Linked DNA regions of Homo sapiens: region 2 is linked to region 1. A link is a loop called in an ENCODE intact Hi-C map of the cell type or tissue named here. Cell type or tissue: endothelial cell of umbilical vein. All regions are shown on one strand. Each heading gives the region's core, and the rest is flanking DNA. Links, peaks and the distances in the headings are about the cores only. Region 1 overlaps EPB41L4A (erythrocyte membrane protein band 4.1 like 4A). Region 2 overlaps EPB41L4A (erythrocyte membrane protein band 4.1 like 4A).

Evidence for each region. A loop is a pair of places that touch in the nucleus more often than their neighbours do. Peaks named below come from ENCODE experiments on the same cell type or tissue, not always from the same donor. Only the 100,000 strongest peaks of a DNase experiment are listed, where the experiment ranks them.
Region 2: it touches region 1 in a loop (4-fold over the local background); 11 of 110 quality-filtered maps call a loop at or near these places.

What each region holds. Positions count from the first base shown.
Region 1 is chr5:112,335,695-112,344,033 of GRCh38, reverse strand. All of the region lies in intron 1 of EPB41L4A (erythrocyte membrane protein band 4.1 like 4A), which reads left to right. Among named protein-coding and RNA genes, the nearest start is that of EPB41L4A, 79 kb to the left of the region's middle. RefSeq lists a silencer at 4,776-4,976. In endothelial cell of umbilical vein, for the core only: no CTCF peak of the experiment used is centred there; DNase peaks (open chromatin) are centred at 4,893 and 5,213; H3K27ac peaks cover 1,228 bases.
Region 2 is chr5:112,408,667-112,417,005 of GRCh38, reverse strand. The region is part of intron 1 of EPB41L4A (erythrocyte membrane protein band 4.1 like 4A); the gene reads left to right. Among named protein-coding and RNA genes, the nearest start is that of EPB41L4A, 6.4 kb to the left of the region's middle. In endothelial cell of umbilical vein, for the core only: no CTCF peak of the experiment used is centred there; a DNase peak (open chromatin) is centred at 4,465; H3K27ac peaks cover 1,386 bases.

The sequences.
Region 1 (8,339 bases), core at 249-8,248:
GTACAGTGACTATTCACAGGCACAATCGTAGCATACTACAGACTTGAAATCCTGGGCTCAAGCAATCTTCTTGTTTTGGCCTCCCAAGTATATGAGACTTCAGGTGCATTCCGCCATACCTGGCTTATCCAGTCAATTTTAACATTCCATGTTGTTTCATAAGTGTGATAAATGGTTATGTATTTTTAATAGTTTGAATCAGAATATAAAAGAGGGCTGTGCATTGTAATTGGTTGAGTCTGTTTTCAGAAACAGTGGTTTTCTCTCTCTCTTGCTATTTATTTGTTGAAAAAAATTGGATTTTTATTCTTGCTAGATACTCCTACTCATTTGATAGATTATTTTGTGAAGGTTTGGTTTTGTAAACTGAGTTAAAAGCCAAGTCTGGCTTCAGAACCTAAGCTCTGTTCTGAAATGATGGTGGTCTTGGTGGTGGTGGTAATGATGATGGTGAAGACAGTGGTGGTGAACGTGGTCGTGGTGATGGCAACACCAACAACAGCATAGCTAAACTTGAGTACTTGCTGTGTGCTGGGAACTCGCTAAGTACTTTACATACATTATGTCAGTTCTCACAGTGGCCCTGTGATGTACATGCTGTTAATATTCCCGTCTTACAGATGGGACAAATGACTTCCCCAATATAACACAGCTGGTAAGTACCAAAGTTGAAATTCAAACCCAGGCAGTCTGGATCCAGAATCTGAATTCTTAATCACTGTAGTACCTTGTCTCCATACTATATATTTCTTCTTAAGCAGAAGGACTGAGAAACTCATTTTTAGCTGCCTCTTAGGATGTGTTTGAAATTATGAACCTAAATTTGACCAAGTGTTTTTCGGGGGCTGTTGGGAGAATGGAATCAATTAATGCTTCAAAGCACTTGAGAACCCTTAATGTAAAAAACTGTTATGGAAAGTGTATACCTCTCTGTAAAGCCAACTGTCTGTTATTCCCAAATTCTTATTTGTGCTTTGTATGCTAGTTGCTTCCAAATGGGATCTATTTCTATCGGCCACATTCTGAATATGACACTTTTCATTTAAAGTCAGTTGTACATTATAGAAATCCTCTAAGAAACCTGTTTAGAAACCGTTCTATCCAAAGTACTTTGCATAGTTTCTAGGTTATAAGGGATTTGTTTATGGTGACAAGATTGACTGCTGAAATGTGTGCTTGGGAGTGAATGCCTCAGAAGTGTAGCAATTTACTACAAAACGTGTGTATCTGTGCACGATGGAATTTTCTTACTTTGTATGCCAGTCTGCCAACTGGCAGCATAAAAGTGACCTACGAGAGTCTCAGTGGTGCTCTCTTATGAAGTCCACCCCTTTGGGTCTGATCTGCTTACTTCTTCAACCCAGGTGGCCATGGAGGCAGTTGCTCCTGCTGCTGGCTGCTGACTGCTGACTGCTCTTGCTCGACTAGGAACAATAGACCCTCAGCTCTAATGCATTTCACATGTATTGGATTAAACTGGTAACTAATGCATCACGTGGGGAAATTGGCCTGGCTGATAAAAGGGCCTTGAAAATGTGCCTGGTGCTTTTGCAACTCTGTAAAATCTGCCACCAGCACACCTACTTGTCAGGACTGCCTGTTACCTCCAGCCCACCACACTGGATTGTGCTGAGCACAATTTCTATGAATAAAGCATTCTGTGAATGCTTTAGAAAAGTTATCAGGAAAGACCAGTGATAAGATAAATTTCATGTTTCTGTAATTCAGTGGGAAAAGGAGCAAAGACAGGACAGGAATGGAAATTGGTGAGCCACTTGGGATAGCATGTTATCACGTCCAGTCATCATGGTTGTCTGATCATACATGTTGTGTATAGTATTTCTCTTCATTACCCAGTATCTTGTCTTTTATAAAAATGGTTATTTGTTAACTTCTTTTTTATAAAAGGGAAGATTTTAATATGTTTTAGTTTGTGTCTCCCAAGAATATATTTCTGTGACAGAGTTTTACAGTTTCTAGTTGCATAATGTTTCGTGAATTCTCTTGATCCATTCTATAGGAGGAAATGGTTTTATTTGACTTTAAATATAGTTATTTGAAGAAATTTCCCCACATTTAATTTGTACCTTTAATACTGTTATACTGTCTTCTCATAAGCTAAGATTATATATAGGATTTGGGATTACTGTCCAAAAATATTTTTTCCATTTTTCTTTTTGATACAGGGCTCTATGTTTAGAGTGTTATTCAAGACGTAGTTATGGATGAACAATACAACTTTTGGGGTGTGTGTGTATGTGTGTGTGTGTGTGTGTGTGTTTTAAATAGTGACAGGGTTTTGCCATGTTGCACAGGCTGGTCTTGAACTTCTAGACTCAAGTGATCCACCTGCCTCAGCCTCCCAAAGTGCCAGAATTATGGGCGTGAGCAACTGCACCTGGCCAAGCTTTTAATTTTTAAAATTACTTTCTTTTGGGATTGTTGGATGTGAACCATCAACAAAGATGTTTTTAATGGTTCATCTGCCTTGCTGATTTGTGAGGTTATGAAATTGGTTTCAGAGGATCCTATTGCTGTGATATTTCAGTTGACAGTTAAAGCATCAGATACTTTAAAGCTACATTTGATGATCCCTGCTATTAAAATAATTTTTGGACCAACGGTACCGAATACAATACATACACACACAGTATGTTTTTGGAAAATTATTCATTGAAGAACTGGTTATGAGAGGAGTAAGAAACATTTGTATCAGTTTTAGGAAGGTTAAGGCATTATAATCAAACACAGTTATATGTGGGATTTTTGGAAGTTGATAAGCATTCATTCAACAATTTAATTAAAATTTGAGTGTCCTGCATACCAGGCTCAGGGGACAGAGCAATGAACTGAAAAGTCCCTGTTCCCATGAAGCTTTCATTCTCATGGGAAGGAGACCAATTAAACAGTGAAAACATTAATATACAATAAACGTAAAGAAAAACAAAGTAGGTGATGGGGATAGGAGAGATGGCGTGTGGGGAGGATTGCTATTATGGAGTGGTGCTTGCAGAGGACCTTCCAGAGAAGGTAACATTTGAGCAGAAATCTGAATGAAGTAAGGGACTAAGCCATGTGGCTGTTTGATAGAGGGAAAGAAAAATCCCTGCATTGTGAACAGTAGGTGGAAAGGTCGAAGGGTATATGTAAATGGATACTTATGTATGAAATATATTTATGTTTACAATAGGGCTGAGTGAATGTTTTGGGCTTGCTGTCGAAATTGAATCTCTATCCAGGGAGTAGACATAGGAGCAACAATATACGTCCTTTTTAAATGGATCATTTATAAACAAAATTCATATCACCGAAAGAAAATTGGCAGAAACGTACATGTAGTTACATCAGAACTAGCGAATATAAAAGGTAAAAATAATACCTTAATATGCTATTATACATCCATTTAAAAATTGATGTTCTACAGAGCAGGGATCTGTTTTTATTGCTATTTAGTCTTTATATGAGAACTAGAAAATATTTCCTTATTGAAGGAAGTAATCTAAGTAAGACTTCCCACCCTTCTCAAACTGTTGGCCAGAGAGGCAGATAAGAAGTGTGATAAAAGCCAAAGCAGGGGTCATGGTTAAATGCTACAGCAGTGGTTCCCAAAATGTGTTCTCTGGACCTGCAGCATCAGCATCCTCTGGGATCTTGTTAAACGTGCATTTTGGGGCCCCACTCCAGATCAGCTGAATTAGGAGCTCCGGGGGTGGAGCCTAGCAGTCTGTTTCAACAAGGCCATCGGTTGACTCTGATGCATCCTAAAGTTTTAAGAACCACTGTGCTACAGAGAGGTCAAGTTGGATAAGAGCCAGAAATCTTCACTGGGGTTCCTAATTGGGTAGATCTTCCTTTCCTTCCGTCACTCCCTCAATCTTTTGCAGACTTGACTCTGACCTTAACACTTTGTTGAAAGGGCGGGGTCGATGGGCTCTCCTCCGTGACTTTTCTCATGCTGCTGTGAGCATTGGATATGAGGGAACCACATGGGGCCCTAATCGGGAGTTCTGGTTCTCTGTTCCAACTTTCTCTTATTAACCAACTGGGTGACATGACGTGAGTGATTAACTAGTCTAGGCCCTGGTTTTCTCATCTGTGAGCCCAGAGAGTGATATTTATTAATAATTAAAAGGTCTCTTCCATGAGGTCTGAAGTTATTATTTGCTTAAATATTTATGCATTTGAAATTTATAAGCTTGGCCAAGCGTGGTGGCTCACGCCTATAATCCTAGTACTTTGGGAGGCGAAGGCAGGTGGATTACTTGAGGTCAGGAGTTGGAGACCAGCCTGGCCAACATGGTGAAACCGCCTCTCTACTAAAAATACAAAAACATTAACTGGGCATGGTGACGTGTGCCTGTAATCCCAGGTACTCAGGAGGCTGAGGCGGGGGAATCGCTTGAACCCAGGAGGTAGAGGTTGCAGTGAGCCGATATCAGGCCACTGTACTCCAGCCTGGGCAACAGAATGAGACTCTGTCTAAAAAAAAAATATATATATATATAGATATATATCTATATATCTATATATATATATAGATATATATATATATATATATAGATATATATATATCTATAGCTATATATCTCCTTGTTTAAATATATTTATTTGTTACTGTATTGTTAGCTACTTAGATTTATGTGTGTTATTTGTGGTTACCAAAACTTTGACTCTCCACTGTATACTTCAGTCCTATAATAATGGAGCCAGTTTATTTATGGGGGCAGTGCTGTCAGGCCTTGACTGACCTTGTCAAGGAGCCTGACACTGTTATTTTAAACCCATCAGTGGTGTGATAGCCAGCCCTGATTCACAGCTTGTGTTTATGGTTTGATGATTAGAATCTCATCCTTTGGCCAAGGAACACAGCCACATTTGAAAAGCTCCTATTGTGCAATTCCTGCTCTCTTCGCTGGCACCTAAACCCAGTCGCCAGGCCTGTTGATTTTTCCCTCCAGTATCTCTTGCATTCATATGCTCTTCTCCCTTCATTCTCCCCCACCCTGTCACTTTCTTTTATTTACAAATGTTCTCTGAGTGCCTACTGCATGCTAGGTAAGGCGCCAAAATGGTCTGGAGATAAAGTGTGAGCACAGCAGGAGACAGAGGGAGATAGCCATTCTTGAGCAGTAGTTGGCAAACCTTTGCTGTAAATGATTAGGCAATAAATATTTTGAGCTTTGTGGGCCATTAGGTCTCTGTTGCACCTCTTGGACTCTGCCACAGACAATGTGTAAAACAATAGTGGACGTGTGTTCTAATAAATGCTTAGGCAGTGACTCAGATTTGGCCCATGTGTTGTAGTTTTCCAACCCTGTTCTAGAGGGTGAGGGAGGCCGTTAACAAATACACAATGTGTGTATGTGTTTGTCAAGTTATAACTGCTACGAAGAGAATGGAAAGCTAGGTATCTTTTTGTGTGTGGTGGCGGGGGGTGTTCTTTTTTATATACGCTGGTAGAGGAAGCCTCCCCCATCTCCAGACAGTGGGGGAAACAAATCATAGGATACCTGATGGTTTGAAGGGCCTTCCTGGTGAGGGAGCACAGGTGCAGCGACCTGGTATGACCATGTATTGGGCTTGTTCAGGTTAACAGCAGGGAGCCAGCCATGCTGGAGAGAGCCGGAGCAGGTGGGCAGGCAGTCTGAGACAGTGCCGAGAGAAGAGTTGGTAGGGGGGTCACCAGCAGACAGGGAGAAAGGGCTCCCCACAAAGAAAGTAGCTTCTTTGAAGGTTTGAAGGGGTCTGAGAAGCTGATCTGCTATGGGAAGGTAGCAGTTTAGTTTGGCTAGAGAGCAGATGAGATGGGATACTCAGGGGTGTGAGAAGACTGAGATTAGTAAAGTCAGCTTCAAATGTCATGCCAGAGGAATTTCACTGTATTCATGGGCATATTTTTTAAGGCAAGGAACACTGCTTGTGTTTTAGAAAAGGTGACACATGGCATTTTGGAGGGTAAGAGGCAGGGATGTGGATGGGAAGAAGGTTGAAGGCCTGACCTGAACCTAAGGGGATGGAGGCAAGGCGAGCGATTTAGGAGATATCTCACCCTCAGACAAATGGGGTCCTCTTTTGTCTTTCCATGTGCCCAGTGCCTTCTTGCAGTCATTGGTACCTTTGTTTCTGCTGTTCTGTCCTCCAGGGATGCCCGCTCCTGACTTTCACTTCCAAGGAATGGCCCAAAGGCTTCCATCTGTGAGAAGCCTGCCCTGACCACTCATATTAGAAGAGTTCACTTTCTCCTCTCAATTTTCCTAGCACCTTTTCCCCAGTACTTTTTTTACAATATGGGTCAGATAGGGCTTTTGTTTAGATGCCCTTATCACTTCTTATGTATTGTAACACTCTTGAGGGCAGGAGATGCTTTATTGAAATTAGGATCCTTGTATATGGTGTAGCAGGGAATATGAACTCGGGGGTTATGCTGTCCTCCCACTTACTGTGTGACCTTAGGTCAATCACTTTGCTTCTCTGAGCCTCCGTCCTTTTGTCTATGAAAGGAGACAGGAGTTTCACCAGTCTGTGGGGATCTTGTGATGACTGAGATACTGCATGGAAACAGTTCAAACAGAGCCTGAACATCTTAAGTGTTCAATAAATGTTAGCAATTATTAGTAGCATTACTGATAAAACAGTGCTTAACACGGTGGTTGATATATGGTAGATACCCAGCAAACGTTTGACATAGGGGATGTGGTACCGGATTTTATAGTAGATTGTGTTAGACCAGACTGAATTGTGGCAAAGCTGACTATAACAGATGGGTTTGGGCTTTGTAATGATCAAATTATGGAATTTCAGAGAAACTTATATGTAGCTAGATATCTCATTAATTACAGAGGAAAAGCTGATAAAATTTCATTTATATATGGTTGAAGAGCCCCAGTACACATGCATTATCAGTATTAATGATGAAATATTGCATCTTACAAAACCTTCACGTGACAGGCTCAAAAGGTAAACACTGAGGGGTAATGATTAATGTCCACAATGCATATTGTTTCTATACAGACAGGTAGCTGTTGTTGTTTGGGTTCTCAATGGCACTGTGAAATAACTACAGACAGGTTGTATTTGTTGTCTTATGAGCAAGGTATATGAACAGACTGTAAAAGGGAAGTCTCTAATGAAAAGATGCTTTTGCTCTTGAGAGATCAGAAATTGTTTTTAGACATGGCCTTGAGAAAGTTGAAAGACATGTAATTGACCCCAAATACCTCTAGGACATTTGTCAATTCTGAAAGCTATCACCTACTCATTATTTCTGCAGCTAAAAATCTTCTCTTTCTAGCTTTCTGACCTTGTATCTCAGTGGCACAGCCACCAAGCCTTTGGATGTTGTCATCATCTCCTTTCTGTACTTTTGCCTCTCACACCCTGACTAACTTTTTGGTTTTGCATTTTGGATCCACTCAGTGGTAAGCCCTAATTACAGGGCCCCACCCAATCACAAGGGGACCAGGAAAGTGCTCTTGTACCACTGGAAGTATTTGGCGAACAGCTCTAATGACCACCACAGTATAATGTGTACAGGGTAAAGAATCACCCCACTTTGAAGCCTTTTAAAGGGGTTGGCGGGATGAGGAAATCTGCCTTCTGGAACACAGGAAAGAATAATGCCACAGGCCTCCTATTTCATACTCTGGAATTGAACTCCCGCCCCCAACCAGTGACATGCAGAGGAAAGCGCCTTACTCCACCTAACTCTGAACAGCCCACTTTGAAGCTTTTTGACCTGCACTTTCTCAAACAAGTCGATGCAGGTTCAATTTCCACTGCCCCCTCCCCATCCATCTTTGGTCTTAAAATTAACTTAAAATGTGTTTGTTTCTGGATTTGCCACTGCTCCTTGAACTAGTAATGTGTGACTGCTTTCTCATACTCCTTTGTGCCTTCACTTGTGTTTCCCTCTTTCTTGGAAGACCCTTCCCATCCCACTTATCCAAACCCTCCTCATTTGTTAGTTCTCATTTCCTCCAGGAGGCCTTTCCTTGCCTGGTGTAGGGAATCATGAAACACAACTTTGAGGGCGTGTGAGGGTGGTGCCTGATGGATTAAAAAAGACTGGGGGACGGTACTGTTTCTAGACGAAGGAGATAGCAGGTGTGAAGCATCAGTGGAAAGAAGTCCAGAGTGGCTGGACCCTCAGAGTGAGGGGAGAGAAACACCAGCTGTGATGGGTCATGACTAGATCATGGAGAGAGGGCTTGGAGATCAAGGTGTAGATAATTTGGTTTTTGTTTTTATTATATTGGAATGCCATTGAAGAATTTTAAACCAGAAGATGTTAAGTTTGCATCTTAAAATTCTCTCTCTCTGGCTGCTCTGTGGAGACAGGA
Region 2 (8,339 bases), core at 320-8,319, 73 kb before region 1:
CATGCCACAATTATTTTGATGGCCATGTGTGTAACACAGATGTTGTCTGCTAAAGCTAATCACATTATCTTCTATGCTACCTTAAAAGTGTATGTGTTAAACACCTACCCACCCTTGGCGTGTACTAAATTAAATATATTTGCATATTTATAAATGGTGTGTATAAAAAAACTTGCATGTAGAGGTATTCAAACATTGGATGAACATGTTTATGTTCTGTACATACTTGACATTTTAAAAAACTTTTTCCTAACCTTCCTGTATTATGGTGCATAGGTACAATTGATGTGTGTTGCATTAATTACTTAAAATTAACTCCTACTTTAGTTTGTAAATGAAAAAGTAAACAGTTACTTCAAAGTTAATAGCCAGTAGCTACCATTATGGTGTTTTTCCTTGAGATAGTATACTTAGTAATTTTGATTACCACTAATTAAAGTCAAAATTAAGCAGGCAACATCAATTAGCCTACTGTTCTCTGAAATTAACTAGAAAAATCTCTATTTTTCAAAAGCATTTCCTAACATTTATTTTGTGATTATCCTTTTTCCTATTCTATCTTAGATGAAGATGGCTAATTTTACATTAAAATTATGCACACATTTCATCTCTTAGTAGAAATAATTTTACTGATTCCTAAATGGTTACTTGAGAATTTGCTTGTATTATTGTTACAGTAATGCACTGTGAATTAGAAAAGATTAATTATAGCAAGTTAAGGTGGAAGAAATATGAGAGAATCTTGGTAAACATTTTTTCTGTGTATCATTTTGAAAAACATTCTTTGGATTTATTTAAGCACCAAATTACAAATAGAAAAGTTAGTTTTGAAGTGATTTTTCTTCAACTTAGATAAAGTTTTTCATCGATGTTAGAAAAAAAATTAATGTGTCATCATGAAAAGTGTTTCAGCCTGAAGACAACAGTTACTCATCTTATATGGTAAGATGAATATCAGTTAAATGGAAAATAATTTTATTTCCATTTAATTTCCATTTAAATGGAAAATAATTTTCTGTTAAAAAAAAAATACCAGAAAAATAAAACACAGTATCTTTGCATCCCTGTTAATGTTACGGAGGTATTTGCCTTTTTTACTTGCTTTAGGGGCAACCTCACCTTGATAGCAGAAAGTCTTATTCATGCAGTTCACAGTTTGAACCTTATCCGAGATTTAAAAACTCAAGTTTACATAAGCTGAGAGCTATTGGTTGTGTGTTGAGCCCTACAATAGCTTTTAGCTGTTTGTCTTTTGCTGCTATCTGTTGTTTATTCAAGTAAGGATATTTGGTATGGTTGGTCTCAGTTGTTTGAGTAATGTTCTGGGAAACTTTTGTTGTATCCTTTCTAGTTCTCTGTGCTGAGGGAGGTAGATAACTTTCTTTTTGTTCTCTTAGCAAAACTTGAATGTGGCTCAGACTGCTTTTCTAGTTTTTCATTTGGTTAGCAAAACATTTTCAGGAAAACAAAAGTCACAAGATTTGATTATAAATTTAATTCTCAAAATTGCTGCTACAAATATGAAATAGATTAGTATTTTCATTTTGGCAAGATTTTAATCCTCTGAGTAGCATGATGAATGTTTAGGTGCTCATTTTTCCCTATGAGTATTGACTAAACTAATGAAACCAATATGGCAGTAAGATGAAAATTCCATTACCTTCTTTTAAATGGCTTTGTTAAGGTATACCATACATTTCGCCCAGTTAAAGTGTATAGTTCATCCATTAACTACTAAATAATGTTACTTCCCAATCATCCTGAGATTCCTGAGGGAATACTGTGAGTCAGTTTTGATGCTTTTGGTTAGAAATTTCCTAATAAGCTAGGAAAACAAGCATAAGGCGAGGGCTTAAATTTTATGCATCTCACTTACCAAAAATTACAATTTTCATTCAATTTGGACTAATAAATAAAATATCCCAGAAGATTGGGAAAAAATGAAAAGCAATAGTTTCACAAATTATATTAAGTTTATATGTGAATACTCATATCTTTTGGTATCAGCTACTTAAGGTACAGAGTCAGGAACCATATAAACGTAGGTAGAAGCAAGTAATCACACACAAACGTAAGATTCACTGTGGTCTTGATTGGGTATTAAATTAGATGTGACTGGGCTAGAAAGTGTCTCTCCTGCATAACTACATCCAGTTTTCTAAAATTCAAAAGTGATATCCAGGTTGTGGCCGCATAAGATGAACTGTGTATAAATAGCCCCTCAATTTTACAAGAAGTCTTTTTCTTGAAAAAAATTATTAAAAATACCTTTTATCATCCATGACTTGAATGTGATTTAATAACTGTTTAAGGGGGAAAGCATTGTTGGTTACCTCCAACAGCTTTTGGCTGTCCCTCCCTAGGTGCTTCTGGTATTCTTGGTTGATAGTGAACTACACTTTTTGCAGTCCAGTTACTGTGTGTGTTCTTGAATTCTGTATTGGTAAGCTTGAACTATCTTGAACTCCCTGTGGGAGTTTATCCTGTCCCTTGTAGGATACTTAGCAGCATTCCCTGCCTCCTCTCACCAGATGTGTGGCACCTCTTTTCCAATAATGACAACCAAAAATCTCCCCAGATGTTGCCAGATCTTCCCTGATGGGCATAATCACCCTCCGTTGAGAACCACTCTCATAGAGGATAGCAGCTTCCTTTGTTCTTATGTCTTTGTTGCACAGTTTCAATATTGAATGCGGGGTAACTTTTAGATGCCTTCTATTTTTTCTTTTTTCCCCCTCTTTTGGAATGGTGAGTTGTTTACCCTCATATTCAGTGAAAACAATATGTTATCTTTATCTTGCTTCATATTCAAGTATCTTTACACGTGCTTCATATCTTTATACACAAAACAATACCTGCAGTGATTAAAAGCATAGGCTCTAAAGTCAGATTACCTGGGTTTAAATTTTGGCACCGCTAATTACTTACTAGCCGAGTCGTTTCTGAGTTTCAGTTTCCCCATCTGTAAAATGAAGAGAAATGATGTACAGTATTCACCTTCTACATTCATGCTGTCTTGCACATGATAAGCACCCAGCAAATTTTAACTTTATTCCACCTTTCCTCCTCTTCTCCTTGTTGTAGTGGCTCATTCCTTCCTAGAGATAAAGTCCAAGCTTCATTGTTTGACTTAGCACCCTACCTGATCTAGCCCTGCCAGTCCAAGTGACTTGCCCTCTAGGTATGCAGAAACTGCTCACGGTTTCCCAAATATTCCAGATTGTTTTGAGACTTTATGCATGAGATTCCTGCTGATTGGTGTACCATTTTGTTTCTCCATAAACACATACTTATCGGAAGCATCCTTGAATCAAGTGTCCCATCTGCTAGGCAGCCTTCACTTCTGCCTGACCAAGCGGAGGTAGGTGCCTATTTGTGCCTCACACATCCCTGTTACAGCATCTGTCACACTGCATGCATTATTTCTGGACACATCTGTCTCCTCCAGCAGCCTGTGAGCTGCTACCTGTGATCCCCAGGAGTCAGAGCTGTATACTTCATGTGGTAGATGCTTATTAACTATAATTTGATAGAAGAATGAGTGGAGTGTTACAGCTGGAATAGGCTGTATTGAAAATCTTCTAGATAATGGAGTTCCTTTGCTATTTTATTTTTACTAGAAAAGACCCTAGAATAAAGTGAATCCCACTGTGAAAAATCTGTTGTCAAGATACTCTAATTTTTGTATTGATAATGGGTAGAAAATGAGACGGTGCAGTGGACTGAATGCATGCAGTACATTGAAAAGCTGACTAGCAGCTATTTCAGAAAACATGAATCACACCGTTTTTGTATTTTGTAAGTACCAAATCTTTCTCTTCTAAATTTAATGCTCCCCTTCCAACCTGAGTCTTTCCGAAGAAGAGCATATTTCCCAAATGGAAAATAGATCCTCATACTTTAGTGACTTTTCTTCCTTGTCTCCCATTCTTGAAACTGAGAACCATGTTGGTTGGTTTCACAGTGGGGGTTTATGCTATTGTGAACCAGCACTGTAATTTTTAATCTTGCTGAATCACCTGTGTGTTACTCTTGAAGCTGTTTAAACCTAATCTGACACTGCTCTAAGGCTTACTGGAAAAGATGGTGTAAATACATTAAATATTGGGTTTTTATGAAAAAATTATATTTTTCATTCTGATGCAAAGTGTGTTTGTCTGCAGGCCTGTTGTAAACATGACAAGTCAGAGATCAAACTGGCTGCATCTACGGCTCCTGCCTCTCTGAGATTGACTGCTTTGGTTCAGCTTTATCTCTGACAATTTTAATCACATCTGAAGCTCCTGCATATTGCTCCTGGTCATCCTGCTTTGGGTTGTGATGACTAACCACCGTTTGTTTCTGCACCATAAGTTTTGTTTCCACGTTTCATATGTTAAGATTAAACAGGCACCTGTTATCACATGTCCTGGGCATAGACTCAGTGTGCTAAATTCAGGAACCAGTCAGTTTACTTTGTGACTCAAAAACCTTGTAAGTACAATTTAGAGTGTCTATACCATTGTAAAAAATGTGATTGCATTCCTGTGTCCTCTGAGCCATGCATGTATTTCCTGTGTTCTTTTTTAAGTGAAATAGTCATTATGTCTTAATGCTGCGTATTGTGAATCCCTTTCTCTATAACTACACACTCTTGCAAAGAGATTCATCAAGGTCTGGAATAGTTCCTTCGGAGGCTGTCTTAATGATCGCTGAAGACATAAAGGGCCTGCAGCCCTTCCAAAATGTGTGAGAAGTTTGTTTTCCAGCACAGGATATTGACATGCCAAGAGGAAGTTAGAACAAGAGAGATGGGGACAGGCAGGGAAAACAGAGAAGTGCTGAGCGATAGCTCACACAGACAATAACCAAAAGGTCAGATGGCAAAGGAGGAATTGGTGGACCGAGACTGCAGAGGGAACCATGTGCTGCAGTGTATTGTTTAGGAACGACACCTTCTGAGCCCTCGGGAAAGCGCATTTAGTAATGTGGAGTCCTCATCTTGAGGGGGACTATGTTTCAGCGGTTGGTTAGAAAGTGCTTTGTTTAGAGAACAGTGGGGGCCGTGAGTGAGGGTCAGGTTGCTGAGCTAGCCCAGAGAGACTATTTGAGTTGTTAAATCACTCAGGTTCCACCTTGACCTTCATCAGACCTGTGTTTGAGAAGCAGGCTTGGAACCTCTGCTGCCTTAATTGCGACTTGTCGAAATTGGTTTTTCTCTGCCATCCTCGCTGCTCCTGACTTAGTTTGGCCCTTTCACCTGGGCCAGCCTCCTAATGGGAGTGCTGTATGGTCACCATCAGTCTTTCCCCTCCCTGCTCCCTGTCCTGTGTTCAATCAAATCCTTGTCTGCCTTGTAATTACTGGCTTTGTGATTGGACAAGTGATTTTTTTTTTTTTTGCCAGCCCCAGTTTCCTTATCTGTAAGCTGAGGGGCATGATATCTGCCTCATAGGATGACTGTGAGAATTTGAGGAAAGAATTTTAGGTACATAGGATAAAAGGTGCTCAATAAATGATAGCTATTAGTATGTATGATATATTATTTGCAAATACATTTATTTCTGAATTTCAGTTTGGGATATCGAATCTCTGCCACCCCTGCCTAAGGTTGCACAGGTTCTCCGAGGGGTATGAGTGGTTGTTAGAAGTGGGAGAGCAGTGGTGATTTGATATTCATATATATTTGTCAGATCTGTCTGTAGGAGAAATAGTATCATGTTCCATTTGTGCATCTACTCACATTGCCTCAACCACCACTAGAATGCTGAAACTCCACATCTGTACCTGTAGTCCCAACTTCCTTATTTTCTGGATTCTGATCACTTACTAGATTCTGCACTAGATGCCTAAGCCAGCCATCACTACCCTCCTCCAGACCTGCTTATCTTCCTGTGCTTCCAAGTTTGATGAATGATCTCACACTCTATCAGTAAAGATGCTTTGGTCACCAGTTATGGAGATACCATTGCAAACTACTTGAACATGAGGAAGTTTATTAGCTCACCTATCAGGGAATCCAGGGGCAAGGAAAGGAGGTTCAGGGCGGGTCAGTGACATCAAGGTCCCAGCTTCTCTCATTTCATCCTTGCTCTGCTATCTTGGAGCCAGTGCCATCCTCAGGTGGTAGCAATGGCCAAATTCTAGAGATGAAGAGGTGATATTTGTATATGGCAATATGTAGGATAGTAATAGAGACAGTCTTTTCTAGGAGAAAGGCTTTCTCCTGAAGTCCTCCAGCAGACTTCCCTTGAGTCTTTTAGCTAGAATGAGTCTCATGGCCATTCTTGGGCGATAAGGGCAATGGGATCACCTGTAGAAGAATAAAGGGTCTTTCCTGAAGCTGGGTGGGAGTGGGGTCAGTTTCCCTGAGGCCAGTGGCTACATGGGGGAGGGGCTCAGGAAGGAAGGAGGAGAGTTGTGGGTACTGTTGTCACCATCAGTGTCCAGTCTACCTCTTGGGTCAGGATCCTTAAGTTTCCACATCCTTCCAGGTCTTGGAATTCCCACCTCCTAAACATCTTCCAAATTGTTTCTTTTCCCCTGTTTTCATTGCTGCTGCACTTCAGGCCCTTCTCAGTTCTCAGCTGGACAATTTGCAGGGCCTCCTAATCCCTGCAAGGCCCCTGCTTCCAGCATTAACCACCTGCATCTAGAGTGCTCTTTCTTGCCTCCTGCCTAGAATACTTTAATGTCTAGTCAGCCTCTGTGCTTGGGTTAAATTCCTAGCTGCGAGTGGCAGTCATTTTCAAGTCCCAACCTCCTTTCTATTCTTTCTCCCACCATCTCCTCATACTTGTCTGATACTCTAGCCAGATGGAGCTGCTTCCTAGTCTCTGAATTTTCCACATTCCCTCTCACCTTTTTCTGTGTGTAGAAAGCCCCACCCACCTCCTTTTGTTTGAGTGATGTATCAGCTCTCATGAAGGAGAGTTCTGCCTAGGTTTCACTTTTTTGTGAAGACTTCTCCTTGATGCGGAGCTGGAGAGGCCCTCTTCTGACCCTAATCCAGACTGCATTTCATTGCAGTAGTTTTTGTACTTTCCTGCTCACCTTGACCTGGGAGGAATACAGTGAGGTGAAGAGGGCATAGGCTTTTGTCATAGACAAATCTGGCTTCGAGTCTCCCTCCTGTTGGTTAGTGCTGTGAACATGGCCAAATCACTTACCCTCTTTGAGTTGGCTTTCTCATCAGTAATAAGGGTAAGGCTGTCCACCTCATCATGGGATGCTATACATGAAACCCTTAGCTCCTTTCCCGGTGAGTGGTAGCAGCTGTTAGTAGGGATGGAAAGCCTTGAGGGAGAGAACTAGGTCTTTTTTATGGGATTCCCAGTCAAGCCTAGTTCCTAAAGAGTAGTAGGCATCAATGAATAAATGTTGAATTAATCTGAATAAGAAAAAGTATCTTTACGTTGACATAATCTGAGAAAGAGAAGGCATCTCTCTCCTTTCCGTTTTCTAGGTGTTCTTGGTATAACTGCTTGACTCCTCAATTTCTTATTTAATTTTTGAAAACTGCTTTATTGAGATATAAATTGTATACTGTACAACTTACCCATTTAAATTGTCCAATTCAGTGGTTGTTCATATATTTACGGAATTGTGCAGCCATCACCACAATCAATTTTATAAGATTTTCGTCCCTGCAGAAAGAAACTGAAAACCACTCTTCACTTCCTTCCAGCCTTCCATCCCCTGCCCCCACCACTGTGTAACCACTAATCTTTCTGTCTCTATAGTTTTGTGTATTCGGGACATTTCATATAAAAGGATTCATATGATATGTAATCTTTTGTGACTGTTTTCCTTCACTTGGAATAGTGTTTTCAAGATTCATTCACAATGTAGCACATATCAGTACTTTGTCATTTTATTGCTGAATAATATTCCATTGTATGGATGTACTATATTTTATTTATTCTTTCATCAGTCGATGGTCTTTTGGGTTCTTTACACTGTTTGGCTATTACAAATAGTATTGATATGAACAATCATGTACAAGTTTTTGTATAGATGTATGTTCTCATTTAATTTAATAATGCTTTAATTACTCTTGTGTATATACCTAAGAGTGGAATTGCTGGGTCATAAAGTTTAACAGTTTGAGGAGCTTCCAAACTGTTTTCCACCATGACTTCATCATTATGTATAAGGGTTCTAATTTCTCCACATTCTCACCAGCGCTTGTTATAAATCTTTTTTTATTATCATCCTATTGGGTGTGAAGTAGCATCTTATTGTGTTCATTTGCATTTTTCTCTGGTGACTAATGATGTTGAGCATCTTTTCTTGTGCTTACTGGCCCTTTTTTTTTTTTTTTTTTTTTTTTTTTTTTTTTTTTTTTTTTTGAGATGGAG